Regions from separate parts of the Homo sapiens genome. Here region 2 is linked to region 1. A link is a loop called in an ENCODE intact Hi-C map of the cell type or tissue named here. Cell type or tissue: IMR-90. All regions are shown on one strand. Each heading gives the region's core, and the rest is flanking DNA. Links, peaks and the distances in the headings are about the cores only.

The links. A loop is a pair of places that touch in the nucleus more often than their neighbours do. Peaks named below come from ENCODE experiments on the same cell type or tissue, not always from the same donor. Only the 100,000 strongest peaks of a DNase experiment are listed, where the experiment ranks them.
Region 2: it touches region 1 in a loop (5-fold over the local background); 2 of 110 quality-filtered maps call a loop at or near these places.

Annotation. Positions count from the first base shown.
Region 1 is chr7:98,115,950-98,124,280 of GRCh38, reverse strand. The region is part of intron 1 of LMTK2 (lemur tyrosine kinase 2); the gene reads right to left. Among named protein-coding and RNA genes, the nearest start is that of LMTK2, 13 kb to the right of the region's middle. In IMR-90, for the core only: no CTCF peak of the experiment used is centred there; DNase peaks (open chromatin) are centred at 4,840 and 6,940.
Region 2 is chr7:98,838,010-98,846,340 of GRCh38, reverse strand. No RefSeq gene overlaps it. Among named protein-coding and RNA genes, the nearest start is that of TMEM130, 28 kb to the left of the region's middle. RefSeq lists an enhancer at 4,457-4,506. In IMR-90, for the core only: a CTCF peak has its summit at 4,394 (motif pointing right); a DNase peak (open chromatin) is centred at 4,720; H3K27ac peaks cover 337 bases.

The DNA.
Region 1 (8,331 bases), core at 223-8,222:
GCAAGCTCTTCCCACTCCATGACAGAGCAGGGGACGAAAGCAGGTGGAGCCAGGACTTGCTGGCAGATGTGAGGTGAAGCTGGAGGGAAAAGGGGACATGGAGCACACCTCCAATCCATTTATTAACTCCCTGCTCTGAAAGAGGAACAGACTTTCAAGTATCACCTGACATTTGAAAAACCTCTTAGGTAAAAGACAGTGCCCAACCCAAACAGATATAAAGGAACCTGAGGGAAACAGACAATGCAGGGGCTAAAAAATAATAAAAAACAACAACTATATTCTCAGAAATAACAAGAGACAGTATACTCATGAGAGGAAAGAGGCTATTTAAAAAGTGGGAGAGGAGGCCTCCTGGAAATCAAATGAAATTGAAAAAAATACTTGCACATAGCAGTAGAACACAGACAAAAAGATCAACAGAAGTAAAGTAGAAGCTCATTCCAAAACATCCAACAATCTGCTGATAGAAGCTTTAGATGGAAAGAACAAAGAGAAGGAAGAGAATTCTTCCCAAAAAGTGTGTGCATATATACACATACATGTGTATGTCTGTGTGTGTGTGTGTGTGTGTGTATATATGAAAATTGGCCAGAACTAAAGCACACAACTTTCAAGGTTCAAAGGGCCCATTGTGCATCCATGTTGATGAATGAAATGGATGAAACGAGACTCATACCAAGGCACAGCTTTACAACTGTTCAGATCTAGACACATAGGAAGTCTTAAAAGCTTCAGACCTCTCAAGAGGCTGGACAGCGGCCACAGAGACACCACTGCAAGACTGGCATAGGACACAAGGGTTCCAGGACACAACAGCCAAACACACGGAGAGGAGATTTAAGCTGCTGACAAGGCACCTGGGACGGATTAATGATGTGTTCATAAAAAACTAACCAAAGAACTGTAATCATCACAAACACTATAGGGTCAGTTGTAAACAATGTCTGTAGCCATAAAAATGTAAATAATGAATGCTGATTTAATGGAAAAGTTTAAGTGACTGTGTTGAGAAAAAGGGTGAATGCACGTATGTGTGTGAATATATAAATCCTTGTCATGCATAGTAGAAACTCAGTATCTGATTAAAGCAACAAACAGTGCTACAAGCACATTAGCCCACAATGTGGCTAAAAGAGCTGCAGGGCGTTGCCACTGGGAGCCAGCAGCAGGGATGGGGAGGAACGGGACAGGACAGGGATTCACTATTTTTATGATAAACCCTGAAAAACTATTTAATTTTTTAAAACTATTTACATGCATCATTTGCAAATATAATTTACAAAATAGATCAAGGGGGAAGGAAAAAAAAAAGAGAACCAAGGAGATAAGAAACAACATTTAAGGGAGGGGACAAAGAAACAGAGCTGATAGGAAACAGGAAAAAGGATGTTTCGGAGGCAACAGGGAGGCATACTACCATGGAAGGCAGAGGAGAAAAGCATGTTTAAAAGTGTTATGCAGGCCAGGCACAGTGGCTCAGCCTGTAAGCCCAGCACTTTGGGAAGGGACACCCCAGCCTAGGGGACAGAGTGAGATCCAGTTATATATATACACACACACACACACACACACACACACACACACACACACACACACACACCATGTAGAGTTATTCACTGAACTGTTATTTATTATATAAGCTGACAGCAAGGGTCCAGGAGCAGGAGACAAAGAGGACATAAGTGAGGGATGCTGCAGCTGCCAGGAAAGGGTGGGATGAGAGGCATGGGTCACAATGCCTTGTTTTAAAGAGCTGAGAGAAAGAAGAGGAGAAAAATGACATTTGTTGACTGTTCCACACGCTTTTTAAAATACCTGTCCGTGACTCTTGAAAGGATATACAAAATATCCGCCAATGAGCATTATTCTTGGGACCTACAGCAGTTGCGGATTCCTAAAACCATCCAGGGTTGGAGGAGGGTGAGAACTGGGAAACTGCCTATGGGGTACTATGCTGATTGCCTGGGTGACAAAATTATCTATACACCAAATCCCCACGACATGCAATTTACCCACGTGACAAACCTGCACATGCACCCCCCGAAACAAAAACGAAAGTTGGAAAGGAAAAAAAAAGGAGTCCAGACCTCCACAAAAGCATATAAATCAATGGTGGTGTTTAAAGTATCTTTCATGTTTACAAATGAATGCTTACAAGTTTATGATTACACTTCTTAAAAGTCAGAAACATTTTTATTACCTTTAATTAAATGGTATAATGTCATCTCATAGGTAGAAACTAAATAGTTGTTTTTACAATTTTTTTTTTAACCCGAGACACGGTCTCGACAGTCCGGCTCTGTCGCCCAGGCTGGAGTGCAGAGGTGCGAACACAGCCTAGACCTCTCAGGCTCAAGTGATCCTCCCACCTCAGCCTCTTGAGTAGCTGTAACCACAGGTGCACACCACCACACCCAGCTAATTTTTTTAAAAAATTTTTGTAGCGTCGAGGTCTTGCCATGTTGCCCAGGCTGGTCTCGAACTCCTGGCCTCAAGCGATCCAGCCGCCTCAGCCTCCCAAAGTGCTGGGATTACAGCCCTGAGCCACCATGCCCGGCACAAATTTAAAAACAATATGAATGTGATTTTTTTCAGCCTAATTATGGAAGCTAGCACTTTGGTTTCCTAATTTTCTTTTTTTTTTTTGAGATGGAGTCTGGCTCTGTGCCAGGCTGGAATGCAGTGGCGCAATCTCGGCTCACTGCAACCTCCACCCTCCTGGGTTCAAGCGATTCCTCTGCCTCAGCCTCCCGAGTTGCTGGGACTAAAGGTGCACACCACCATGCCAGGCTAATTTTTTTTTTTTGTATTTTAGTAGAAACAAGGTTTCACCATGTTGGCCAGGATGGTCTTGATCTCCTAACCTCATGATCCACCTGCCTTGGCCTCCCAAAGTGCTGGGATTACAGGAGTGAGCCACCACGCCAGGCTTGGTTTCCTAATTTTCAATATGGCATTTTCTTTAGTACTTCAAGAGGCAATCTTATGATTCGTAGTTTAACATTTCACCCCAGTACTTTCAGAGAATATACAGAAATCAATATCCAGAGAAGTGGCTGGAGTTGGGTCTCCGTGTGTGCATGCGCATCGCACTACAGAGGTTCTTTAAAGCACAATGCGGTTCACCAGGGTGAACGGGTGGCCTGGACCTTAGGACCCTCACTCTTGAATCGGACCTGCCCCTAACTGGCGGTGTGAGACTGACTGCATCTGTAAAACTGGCATTTCAACTCTAAAATTCTACAGACTAGGATTTACGGTCCCAACATTTTCTAAGTCTACCGGGTGCCTATACGGTTAATGTTGGTGATCAGCTCTTTATTAAAGTGAATTTTCTTTTCAATACAGAAAACTAAGTTAGATGACAGATTCCCGAATTGTACTGCTGTGGCAGGCCTCTGGGAGAGTGTTCCCAGGGGGCTATTTTGGTAAGTTGGTTATTTTTCAGTGCCTTACCAGCAATCAGTGTCAGGGTGTTGCATTTTAATAACAGTCTGAGGTAAGAGTCAAGTGGGGCTCTGCTCAGTAACTGACAGGCTGGATCCGGGGAAGCAACCGCTGCTGCCTAGATAGGGAACCCTTCTACAGGGGCAAATTGCCAGGAAAGAATGGGGACAGGATATTTTTTCCTCTTGAAAGGGGCACAAGTTTAATTTATTGAGGGTTCTGAGAAGAATCTGCGATGAGAAAAATACTTTAAACTTAAATTTAGTGGCTAATCTGAGAGGCCACCAATAGATCACAACACTTTAGTTTTGCAGTAAAAAGCTGCAACTACAAAATTTTATAATTACTAGTTGGTTAAAACAGATATTTTAAATGTGCAAAATGATTGCAAACTTCTCCTCCTTTATCTTCTAAGTCCAAGATGTCTTGGGGATTTACTTCCTATAATTAAAGGTTGCAATTATACCATGTCAAACTCAAGTCCCTTCCTCAGTCTAGCAAAAACAGGGAAAACAAAGTTTGGGGATGGACTGAGAATATGAGCCTGAAGGGGGAAAAAAAAATAAGCCTTTTAAAATTATAGTGGTTTCACTTTTAAATAAGAGCAGCTCCTCTCTCAAAAACCGCTATCATAGATGTAACTAAATTCTTTTCTCCCACCCAAGGCATACATGTTGTCAAAAAATAGTCTGTACTAATACAAGAGCCTATGGTGTTCTTCATCAAACCCGACTGATGATTATACAATCATTATAATGTAGCAGCTTCAGAGACAGTTTACTTTTTTTAGCTCATCATAAGAAAATTTTGTACAGATCAATCATCCACAGCAAATATATCAAAATATAACAACAAACAGCTTTTAAAAAAAAGTACCTATCAAAAAATATGAAATAGGCTACAAATCCTAGGCTACACCTAAATGAGTTAGCTTAGAAAAATAAACTTTTTAAAAGCAAGATGCTAACAACATATTATCCTAGCAAAACAAAACACCCTGCAAGTTACCGTATAGATTACGAATCAGGGGTTCTCACGTTACAGCACACCCATTTATCACCAAGGGAATTAAGAATGTCACGGTTTTATACCTGCTCTCAAAATTTCCCTACGAGTCACCTGCCACCCTGACTCTAGCTGCAGTGAGCTGAGGCCTGGTGGTCCAGGACTGGCACCAAGATTCTCAGCTCACGGTACCAGCATCTGATTGTCGGACTACCTGCTGTTTTCCCTGATATTTATACATGATATTCGTAAAATGTAAAGAAGCTATTATTCATACAGACATCTAGAGAAGGAGTGAAGTTTTTAAAAAAATAAAAAAATACTTATTTCAAGCTTTAGCTGTGTTCTGCCCCGGAGTGCTTGAATTCCTTTGTGGTGATGGCATATGTACTCACAGGGAGATATTTACACGTGGTGCTCAGGATGAGTGAGCTCTTCAGATTTCAGGTGTTGGCATTCATTTTAAAATCTCAAGTTTTTAATCAAATGGAATGTTTTCCTCCTTTCCTTGATTCTCACTAGTTACACAAGTCAACAGATTTCCAGTAAATAACTGGTATTATTTTGTACGTAGTAGAAGATGAAATATGTGTGTTGTGGCAGTGAGGGGATGAGGGGAGAAATAACCAGAAAACTATTATAAATGCAGGATTCCAGCCCAGCCTTCAGCATTTTGATTCAGCTGGTTAGTTTGGGACCCAGAAATCTGCATTTCTTTTTTTTTTTTTTTTTTTGAGATGGATTCTCACTCTGTCACCCAGGCGGGAGTGCAGTGGCACTATCTTGGTTCACTGCAACCTCCGCCTCCCAGGTTCAAGCGATTATCTTGCCTCAGCCTCCTGAGTAGCTGGGACTACAGGCACCCGCCACCACACCTGGCTAATTTTTTGTATTTTTAGTAGAGACGCGGTTTCACCATGTTAGCCAGGACGGTCTCGATCTCCTGACCTCATGATCTGCCTGCCTCGGTTTCCCAAAGTGTTGGGATTACAGGCATGAGCCACTGCGCCCGGCCAAAATCTGCATTTCTACAAATACCTAGGTGATCTGCACGCAAGCCATCCTGTTTTATAAAAACACACTTACTTCTTCCTGAAGCATTTTCAGCTGCACTGATCCGTCACTGAGATTTACATCAATACAACAAAGGCTAGGGCAGAGGGAAGGGTAAAGGTGAAACAAGATGAATCATGAATGAAAATACTGTGGATGCTGGGTGACGGGAACACGAGGGTCCACTATACCACTTCACTCTATTTTTCTGTATGTTTGAAATTTTCTATAATAAAAAGAAAAAAAAAGCAAAGCAAAGCTCAGTAAACAGATCAAAGCAAGTCTACAGCCCCATGCTCTTCAAGAGACTCGCCAGTAGAAATTTCATCTGAACTTTTACCAATTCAAGGAGTTGCCTATAAACCTTTTCAGCAATTCCAACACTGAAAGACCCCCCAAAATAATCCTCTCTAACTAAATTCTTAAGCCAAAGAGGTTTCGTTCATATTCTCAGAGATTAAGCTGCTCTTGGAGGAGGTAAATCGAATCTATTTTTCATATATTTATTACTCTAAAAAGAAAAATAAGATTCTGCCAATATCATTATAATGCAGTTAGTACCACAAACATGGTATTTAGAATGTTTATGGTGGTATTTAATAGTTTAAGTGACAGGGAGAAAACATGGACAGAGTCCTTCCAGCTCATCTGTCTCTAAGAGGTCCCAAAGTTGCTCTCTCCTCCCCTCCCCACAACCCCAAAGATTAGGTACAGGAAGCAGAGGATCAAAAATCTATTAAAAATGCCCAGAAGCAATGAGCAAACCCAGCACCCAGATCTTGTTTTTTTTGTTTGTTTGGTTTTTTTTGAGACAATCTCACTCTGTCACCCAGGCTGGAGTGCAGTGGTCCGATCTCGGCTCATTGCAACTTCCATCTCCTGGGTTCAAGTGATTCTCCTGCCTCAACCTCCCGAGTAGCTGGGATTACAGGCGCACACCACCACACCTGGCTAATTTTTGTATTGTTAGTAGAGACGAGGTTTTACCACGTTGGTCAGGCTAGTCTTGAACTCCTGACCTCAAGTGATCCGCCCACCTCGGCCTCCCAAAGTGCTGGGATTACAGGCATGAGCCACTGCGCCTGGCCCAGATCTTGGTTTCTCATATCACTCTCCAATCAGAGGAACCAGAGCTCCTTGAAGAAAAGGCTGATTCTAGGACTGGGGCAGGGAATATACAAGATGAACCTGTAGCTTCTTGAAATGCCAGAAAATAAGGAAATGCTTAAAAAAAAAATGAGGATATGTCAGCGGGGCACCCAGGAGCTAACTGAAAGAGCTCTCGATGGCCAAAGCTGGTACAATGTAAGAACAAATAAACAACACTGTGGAATCAACTCGAAGTATAAAATAAATATCCATGCATCCACACTGACATAAGTAAATGCTTGAATAAAGAAATAAACAGAGGATCGCATGGGCCCGGGAGTTCAAGGCTGCAGTGAGTCATGACTGTGCTACTGCACTCCAGTTTGGACTACAGAGCAAGACCTGTCAAGGAAAGGGAAGGGGAAGAGGAAGAAAAAAAGAAAAGAAGAGAATACGCGAGTCTCTTCAACAGAACTCCAAAGAATGTCTACAGACACTTCCTTGCAAAGAGGTGGAGCACAGCTTGCCACTCATTAAGTGTTGACCCTGCACTCGTACACCATGGGGAGGGGAGGACAGAGTAACTTTACAGGGTGAAAGCTGACAAACACTACTCAGCCAGGTGATCAAGTGACAAGTCATGCTGTGTGATGTTGTGTGCACACACCCTTGATGTGATGTGATGAGAATGGCACTTTAACTCTGTGGTCTTCCTCCCAGAAACCCACACCCCCAGTCTAATCGTGAGAAAAACATCAGACAAATCCCAGTTGAGGGACATTCTACAAAATATCTGACCAGTCAGTACTCCTCAAAGCTGTCCAGGTCACTCTAAACAAGGAATGGACTGGGGGAGCCCAAGGGGCATAACTACTAAATGTAATGTGGTTTCCTGGAAGAGAAAAAAAGACACTAGAGAAATATTAAAGAAACTGAACAAGCTGTGGACTTATTTAATAGCAATATATTAATACTTGTTCCTTAGTTGTGACAAATGTACTACATTAATATAGGATGTTAACAACAGGGACTGGGTAAAAGATACACAGGAACACTCTGTACTATCTTTGCAATGTTTCTGTAAATCTAAAATTGTTGTGAAAGAAAAAGGTTTTAATAAAAAAAAAACTATAAATGGCCTCATCCCAGGTGAAGGTCTGTGGCTGCATGGGAAGTCAAGTCCGCAAGAGAATGAGAGGCTTCAGCTCATACCCTCTCCTTCACACACACACACGCGGACACAAACACACACACACACGCACAAACACACGCACATGCACACACACACACACAGACACACACTGAGGTACTGGTTTGGAGAACTTAGTTCTCTAGTATCATCTTCATCATCCTCAGTTACAAATGCTGACAGAGCATCTACAACCTGTGACATACCATCCAAACACCAATCCCAAAAATGTGCTATCCCAAGGATATAAGACACGGTCCTTGCAAACTAGGTAAAGAGACAGGACTTAAACAATGATGTAGGCCGGACACTGTGGCTCACACCTATAATCCCAACACCGTGGGAGGCCGAAGCCAGAGGACTGCTTGAGGCCAGGAGTTTGAGACCAGCCTGGGCAACATGGCAACTTTACTTTTGTAGACCATCTCTACAAAAAGTAAAAATTGGCCAAGCATGGTTACATGCGCCTATAGTCCCAGCTACTCAGGAGCTGACATGGGAGGACTGCTTGAGCCTAGGAGTTCAGGGATGCAGTAAACCATGAC
Region 2 (8,331 bases), core at 318-8,317, 720 kb before region 1:
AGCTGTCCCCAGGTGACTTGGACATGCATCCCTGTCTGAGACCTCAGGGGGATTCTAGAGCCAGAGGAGGAACGTGGACCACACCTGGGGACGTGTTGGAAATGCAGACCCTTGGGCTCGACCTGATACCTGAAGCAGTGCCTGGGTAGGGGGGCAGCCACCTGTTTTCACAAGCCCTCTGCGATTCTGGTGCATATCAGGTATGAGAACCACTAGTCTCTAGCAGGCTTCTTAAACTTTGAGGTTCATGAGAATTGCTAGAGATCTTGGTAAACAAGAATTTTCATTTTGGAGGTCTGGAGTGGGGCCTGGGATTCTGCGTTTCTTTTATTTCTTTTTATTAATTTATTTTGAGATGGAGTCTCACTCTGTCGCCAGGCTGGAGTGCGGTGGCGTGATCTCGGCTCACTGCAACCTCTGACTCCCTAGTTCAAGCAATTCTCCTGCCTCAGCCTCTCAAGTAGCGGGGATTACAAGCACGTGCCACCATGCCCGGCTAATTTTTGTATGTTTAGTAGAGATGGGGTTTCACCATCTTTGGCCAGGATGGTCTTGATCTCCTGACCTTGTGATCTGCCCTCCTCGGCCTCCCAAAGTGCTGGGATTACAGGTGTGAGCCACCACACCTGGCCTTATTTATTTTTATTTACTTATTATTTCTTTTAGACAGAGTCTCTCTGTCATCCAGGCTGGAGTGCAGTGGCACGATCATAGCTCACTGCAGCCTCGACCTCCTGGGCTCAAGTGATTCTCCCACCTCAGCCTCCTGAGTAGCTGGGACTATAGGTGCATGCCACCATCCATGGCTAATTTTCTGCTTATTTTTTGTAGAGATGAGGCTCCACTATCTTGCCCAGGCTGGTCTCAAACTCCTGAGCTCAAGTTATCCTCCTGCCTTGGCCTCCCAAAATGTTGGGGTTACAGGCGTGAGCCACCGCACCCAGCCCTGAGTTTTTTGTTTTGTTTTGTTGAGACAGAGTCTTGCTCCAAGGCTGGAGTGCAGTGGCACGATCTCGGCTGTCTACAATCTCTGCCTCCCGGGTTCAAGCGATTCTCCTGCCTCAGCCTCCTGAGTAGTTGAGACTACAGACACCCACCACCCCACCCGGCTAATTTTTGTATTTTTAGTAGAGATGGGGTTTCACCATGTTGGCAAGGCTGGTCTTGAACTCCTGACCTCGCATGATCCACCCGCCTCGGCCTCCCAAAGTGCTGGGATTACAGGTGTGAACCACCGCGCCTGGTCCCGTTGCTGTTGTTTTAAGCCACCTAGTTCGTGGTACTTTGTTTCGGCAGCCCCAGGAAACAGACTTCCCCACGTCATTTTCGGCAGCTCCGTCTCTCACATTTCATATCCATCCTGTGAGAAATCCTTCAACTGAGATCCAGAATCTGACCGCTGCTCCCTCCTCCCCTGCTGCCACCACCCTGGTCCCTGGCAGGGCTCTCATAATGCCTGGCAGCTCCTGCTCACCCCTCACTGAGCCAGAAGTTTGTCCACAAAACTGCTCCAAGACCACATCTTCCTCTGCCCCAAACCCTTCAGTGTCTCCCTTCTCAGAGCAAACCCCAAATCCTTCTGGTGGCCTCCCAAATCCCTGTCCAACCTGGCCTGTGACCTTGTCACCCCCAGCCCCTGCTGCTTGTCTGGCTGGGTCTTTCCCGAGTTGTTCCCTTTGCCGGGCAGGATGCTGTTTCCTGGACACGTGTGGGGTTCCCTCTCTGCTCCTTCACGGCTGTTCAAACATCACCTTCATCTGTGAGGTCAACTTGGCACTCTCCTCTCCTACCTGCCCTTATACTCATGGCATATGTCACCTTCTAACATACTATTTATTTATTTATTTATTTTTTTGAGATGGAGTCTTGCTCTGTCGCCCAGGCTGGAGTGCAGTGGTGCGATCTTGGCTCACTGCAACCTCTGCCTCTCAGAGTCAAGTGATTCTCCTGCCTCAGCCTCCCAAGTGGCTGGAATTACAGGCACCCACCACCAGGCCTGGCTAATTTTTTTGTAATTTTAGTAGAGACAGGGTTTTGCCATGTTGGCCAGGCTGGTCTCAAGTGATCTGCCCGCCTCGGCCTCCTAAAGTGCTGGGATTACAGGCATGAGCCACCACGCTTTGCCTAACATACTATTAATTTATTTATTTTAAAATTTATTTGTACTTTTTTTTTTATAGAGACAGGGTCTTACTCTGTCACCCAGGCTGGAGTGCAGTGGTGTAATCATAGCTCACTGCAGCCCCAGCCTCCCTGGCTCAAGCAATCCTCCCATCTCAGCCTCCCAAGTAGCTGAGACCGCAGGAGCCCACCCCCATGCCCAGCTAATTTTCAAAAATTTTTCGTAGAGATGGGGTCTTGCTATGTTGCTGAGGCTAGTCTGGAACCCTTGGTCTCCAGGGATCCTCCTACCTCGGCCTCCCAAAGTGCTGGGATTACAGGCATGACCCACTGCAGCTGGCCTTAACTTATTTATTTAATCTGAGCCTTACATGGTATATAAACTTGAAGAAAGAAAGGATTTTGCCTATTTTGTTCACTATTTCTACTTCTAACACCCAGAATACTACCCAGCACATAGCAGGTGTTCATTAAATATTGTTGAAAGGAAAGAGGGATGGCGTGAGGAAGGGAGAAAGGGTTACTTCCTCACACTTGTGTTGTAACCTCACAATGACTGGAATTAGGGGAGGGAACACAAGACTCTAAGGAACAAACTCAATGTCTGTCCAGACTGTCCAGAAGACCCCATAGGTCAGGACAAATGGCCCGGAAGCCCTGGTGTGAGACGTGGTGATGTCCAGGTGTCAGGAGGCAGGGGCCTCCCTCCCTGAATCCTGGAGAGAGGGACTGCGGTGTGGGCCCCTTCTGGCATGGCGGCCTCTTGGACATCAGATCGGGCAATTATCCATCCTTGGAGCAGAAAGCCACTGGCCTGGCTTCTGAGAGTGGTGCCTTGTTCTGTGTTGAGGAGGAAAGGTCAGAGGCTGGAGGCTGGGAGAGCAGGTGGGCTGTAGACAGTGTGGCAGGGGCTGAGGGAGCAAGCTAAGCTGGGTCCCATGTGGTAGTGGGCCAACGGGCCGAGGAGGCTCCAGGGTCATCAGGCAGGGAATGGGTCAGAGTCTCTTAAACTGAGCTACCCTAATCCCCAAGGGATCCATGGAGAGCATTGAGGTACTTGGATGGGAAAAATTACATCTTTATTTATGTATTTGTTTAGAGACAGGGTCTTGCTCTGTCCCCCAGGCTGGAGTGCAGTAGTGTGATCACAGCTCACTGCAGCCTCGAACTCCTGGGCTCAAGCGATCCTCCCACCTCAGCCTCCCAAGTAGCTGGTACCACAGGTGTCCATTGCCACACCCAGCTGACTTTTAAATTTTCTGTTGAGACGGGGTCTTGCTATGTTGCCCAGGCTGGTCTCAAACTCTTGGCCTCAAGCAATCCTCCTGCCTTGGCCTCTCAAAGTGCTGAGATTATAGGTGGCTAATTTTTTAAGAAAGTTTTTGTAGAGATAGGGGTCTTGCTGTGTTGCCCAGACTGGTCTTGAACTCCTGGCCTCAAGTGATCCTCCTGCCTTGGCCTCCCAAAGTGCTAGGATCACAGGTATAAGTCACCACACCTGGCTAATTAAAAAAAATTTTTTTTGTAAAGATGGGGTCTTGCTGTGTTGCCCAGGTTTGTCTCGAACTCCTGGCCTCAGGTGATCCTCTTGCCTCAGCCTCCTGAAGTGCTGGGATTATAGGTGTGAGCCAGTGTGTCCAGCACTATTTTATATTATGCTTTTGAAAACATTATTCTGAGAAGAGGGCTTGACTTGACTTAAAGGGGTTCATAGTGCCAAAAATTTCATCAGTAGGTGTTTTCCTTTATATAAAATTTCATCAGTAGGTGTTTTCCTTTATATATATATATATGTATGTATGTATGTGTGTGTGTGTATATATATATATATATTTATTTATTTATTTGTTGAGACGGAGTCTTGCTCAGTCACCCAGGCTGGAGCGCAATGGCGCGATCTCAGCTCACTACAACCTCTGCCTCCCGGGTTCAAGAAATTCTCCTGCCTCAACCTCCCAAGTAGCTGGGATTACAGGCACCCGCCACCATGCCCGGCTAATTTTTATATTTTTAGTAGAGACAGGGTTTCACTGTGTTAGCCAGGCTGGTCTTGAACTCCTGAGCTCAGGGTGATCCGCCCGCCTTGGCCTCCCAAAGTGCTGGGATTACAGGCCTCCCAAAGTGCTGAGATTACACCCTGTAAGTGTTTTCTAGAGAGGCCCACATAGGCAATGAGGGGTGATGGAGGACACTACTTTCTGGGGGCCTTAGAAGATCTAGGAGATGAAGTGCCAGGGCCCCAAGCCATCTGCATGCTGTGCCCAGTATGTCCAGCAGGTGGCAGTGTCTGACCGGCTATGCTTTCTGCAGGCTCCCAGCCTCTGCCAGGTGCACCGGGGGGCATGGCGGGCAGAGGGGCATGGATGGGCAGGGTCCTGGCATTGCAGCACCTGCCGACACACCTGCATGAACACACAGGCACACTGTACGCACACACATATACTCACATTCACATTGGTGAAACAGCCAAGCTGGCAACCAACTTCTAGAACCTTCAGCCCCTTCCAGGACAGAAGACATTCCTGGGACTCTGGCCCTTGAGAAATCTTTTCAGAAGAGGAGGTCACTTTTGTTTTGCCTCTTCTTTTTCTTGCCCAATAGCTTTTCCGAGAAATCTACAGGTCAGCATGAGTCAACAGCTACAGCCACAAGATAGTTTGACTGTGGGTTGAGGAAATGGAGATCTGTGTTCCAGCCTGGCTCTGTGACCTTGGGCCAGCCACTGAATCTGTCCAAGCTTTTGTTTTTTCATGTTGTACCATGTGGATAAAGAGGGAACTCGCTGTAATCTCAGCACTTTGAGAGGCCAAAGTGGGAGGATCGTTTGAGGCCAGGAATGTGAGACACAGCCTGGGCAGCACAGCGAGACCCCATCTCTACAAAAAATAAAATTAAAAAAATTAGCTGGGCATGATGGTGGGTGCCTGTAGTCGCAACTACTAGGGAGGCTGAGGTAGGAGGATTGCTTGAGCCCAGGAGTTGGAGGCTGCAGTGACCTAGGATCACACCACCGCACTCCAGCCTAGGTGGCAGAGCAAGACCCTGTGTCTTTAAAAAAAAAGAGAGAGAGAGAGAAAAAGAGGGAAAGGGTGCGTTGGTGTGTTTTTCTAGGCATTCATTCAGGAAACATTGTGGAGGCATCCACAGCTCGCTGCCCTCGGGACCCAGCAGAGCCTAGATACCTGCCCATTTTTTCCCAGCTTGTTGACCATCATGAATCACACAACTCAGCAATTAAAAGATAACCCACTTTAAAAAAAAATGGGCAAAGGACTTGAATAGACATCTAGCCAAAGAAAATATACAAATGGCCAATAAGCCCATGGAAAGATGCACGATGTCATTGGTCATTAAGGAAATGCAAATCCAAACCACAATGAGACACCACTTCATACCTCCTAGGGCTGTTGATTCTATAGGAAGAAGTGTGAAGAGAGACTGAGGGAGCGGCCCACCTCCTCCCTGACCCCCTTTCCAGACTGTGCTGTATTTTCCAGCTGGGAATGGAAGATTCTATAGGAAGAGGTGTGAAGAGAGACTGAGGGAGCTGCCCACCTCCTCCCTGACCCCCTCTCCAGACTGTGCTGTATTTTCCAGCTTCTCACCGGCTCTACATGTGACCCACAGCAACCCTTGCCCTATAGTCTCCCGAGCTGAGCTTCTCACTGGGGAGGGGAAGCTCCTAAGTGAACTCCTCCCTCTGCAGGCATCTTTCTGACCTGTTTTCTGCTGGGCATTGGGGACAGTGGCTCAGAGGCGTGCAAGTCCCGGCTGCCACTCCCTTCCATCAGATGATGGGGATCAGCTGCTTCAGGGCCCCGGAGCAGGGTTGTGGTGGGGAGATGAAGGAGGGAGGGAGCAGAGGCCACCAGCTGGACCCCTGCATGAGATCCTGGGGAGAGCAGGGAGGCCTTTGGGGATCCCGGGTGCATTAACCACTTGGTGCCACTGTCGCCACCTCGGCTCTGGACAGCTGCTCATTCCGGGGCTGCCACCACTGTGGACGGCGTGATCAGTCCACCTGTTTCTCCCGCTTCTACTATCCCCCTGTGTCTGCTCTTCTCTGTAAACTGCACACTGTACATGTATGCATCATGTGTGTGTGCATGAGTGTGTGTACGTGTGTGGGGGCATCTGAATGATAGGTACTTTCCTTCCTTTCTTCCTTTTCCTGAGACAGAGTCTCACTCTGTTGACCAGACTGGAGTGCAGTAGCACCAACATGGCTCACTGCAGCCTCAACCCCATGGGCTCAAGGGATCCTCCCACCTCAGCCTCCTCAGTAGCTGGGACTATAGGCATGCATGACCATGCCGGCTAATTTTTGTATTTTCATAGAGATGGGGTCTCTCTGTGTTGCCCAGGCTGGTCTCAAACTCCTGAAACCAAGCAATCTCTCCACCGCAGCCTCCCAAAATGCTGGGATTACAGGCGTGAGCCACCACACCAGGCTCGTTTTTGTATTTCTGTTTTTTTTTTTTGAGACGGAGTCTCGCTCTGTTGCCCAGGCTGGAGTCCAGTGGCGCGATCTCGGCTCACTGCAAGCTCCGCCCCCCGGGTTCACGCCATTCTCCAGCCTCAGCCTCCTGAGTAGCTGGGACTACAGGTGCCCACCACCACGCCTGGCTAATTTTTTATATTTTTAGTAGAGATGGGGTTTCACCGTGTTAGCCAGGATGGTCTCGATCTCCTGACCTCGTAATCCATCTGCCTCGGCCTCCCAAAGTGCTGGGATTACAGGCGTGAGCCACCGCGCCTGGCCCATTTATGTATTTTTTTTGGAGAGACAGAGTCTCACTGCGCTGCCCAGGCTGGCCTCAAACTCCTGAAACCAAACGATACCCTCAACCACAGCCTCCCAAAGTGCTGGGATCACAGGTGTGAGCCACTGTGCCTGGCTCAATGCTGGGTGCATTTTAAAGTCACGAGAGAGTGTGTGTTGAGTTAACATTTTGGAGACTGTGATCAGCAAACAGTCCCCAGCGCAGACACCCTCTCTGGTGGGGTTTGGGTTTTGCTGCCTTTTAATTTTCTTCCAGCTGCCTCCAAAGCACCTTTGTGCTCCTAGGAACAAGCACTGGGTGTTGGGGGCGGGGTGGGGGGGCGGGGTTGCTATAAGCTCTTCTGAGAGGAAGCCTCAGGGAGCAAGGTCCCAATGGCCAGGCTTCCCTTTAAGACAAGGTTGTCCTGCTGAAACCAGGTCCTCAACTCCTAGGTCCCCAAAGGGCATTTGACCCGACACTGGGCTGCTGCAGGCTTGGTCCTGGGGGAGACTGGGGGTGTGTAGCAGGAAGTGCTTCTCTCAAGCAGAGACCACAGCTTGTGTCTCTGGGCCACACACTGGAGCGTTATTTTCCAAACTGCCGCTGGGTCAGCTCACTCTCCCACTCCAAACCCTCAGGGATTCCCCATAACATTGAGCCCCAGGTCCAAACACTTAAGGATTATCATCCCAGCTGCTACCCTCCAGCTCATTTGCTACATCTTTCACACTTTGCTTGTTTGTTTGTTTTGTTTTTGTTTTTGAGACAAGATCTAGCTTTGTTGCCCAGGCTGGAGTGCAGTGGCATGATCATAGCTCACTGCAGCCCCCAACTTCTGGGCTCAAGTGATCCTCCCACCTCAGCCTCCCAAGTAGCTGGGACCACAGGCGTGCACCACCACGCCCAGCTAGTTTTAAAATTTTCTGTCGAGATGGGGTCTCACTATGTTGCCCAGGCTGGTCTCAAACTCCTGGCCTCAAGTCATCCTCCCCCCTTGGCCTCCCAAAATGCTGGGCTCACAGGCATGAACGACAGTGGCATCTGGTCCCCCGATTCTGCCTTTGTTTATTCCTTTCTATTAAAACAATTTTTTTTGCTGGGCGCGGTGGCTCACGCCTGTAATCCCAGCACTCTGGGAGGCCGAGGTGTGTGGATCACAAGGTCAGGAGATCGAGACCATCCTGGCTAACACGGTGAAACCCCGTCTCTACTAAAAATACAAAAAATTAGCCGGGCATGGTGGTGGGTGCCTGTAGTCCCAGCTACTAGGGAGGCTGAGGCAGGAGAACGGTGTGAACCCGGGAGGTGGAGCTTGCAGTGAGCCGAGATTGCACCACTGCACTCCAGCCTGGGCGACAGAGCGAGACTCCGTATCAAAAAAAAAAAAAAATTTACTATTGAGCAGCTTGCAGACTTTAAGATCAGAGTGTTGTCTCTCTTGCAATAA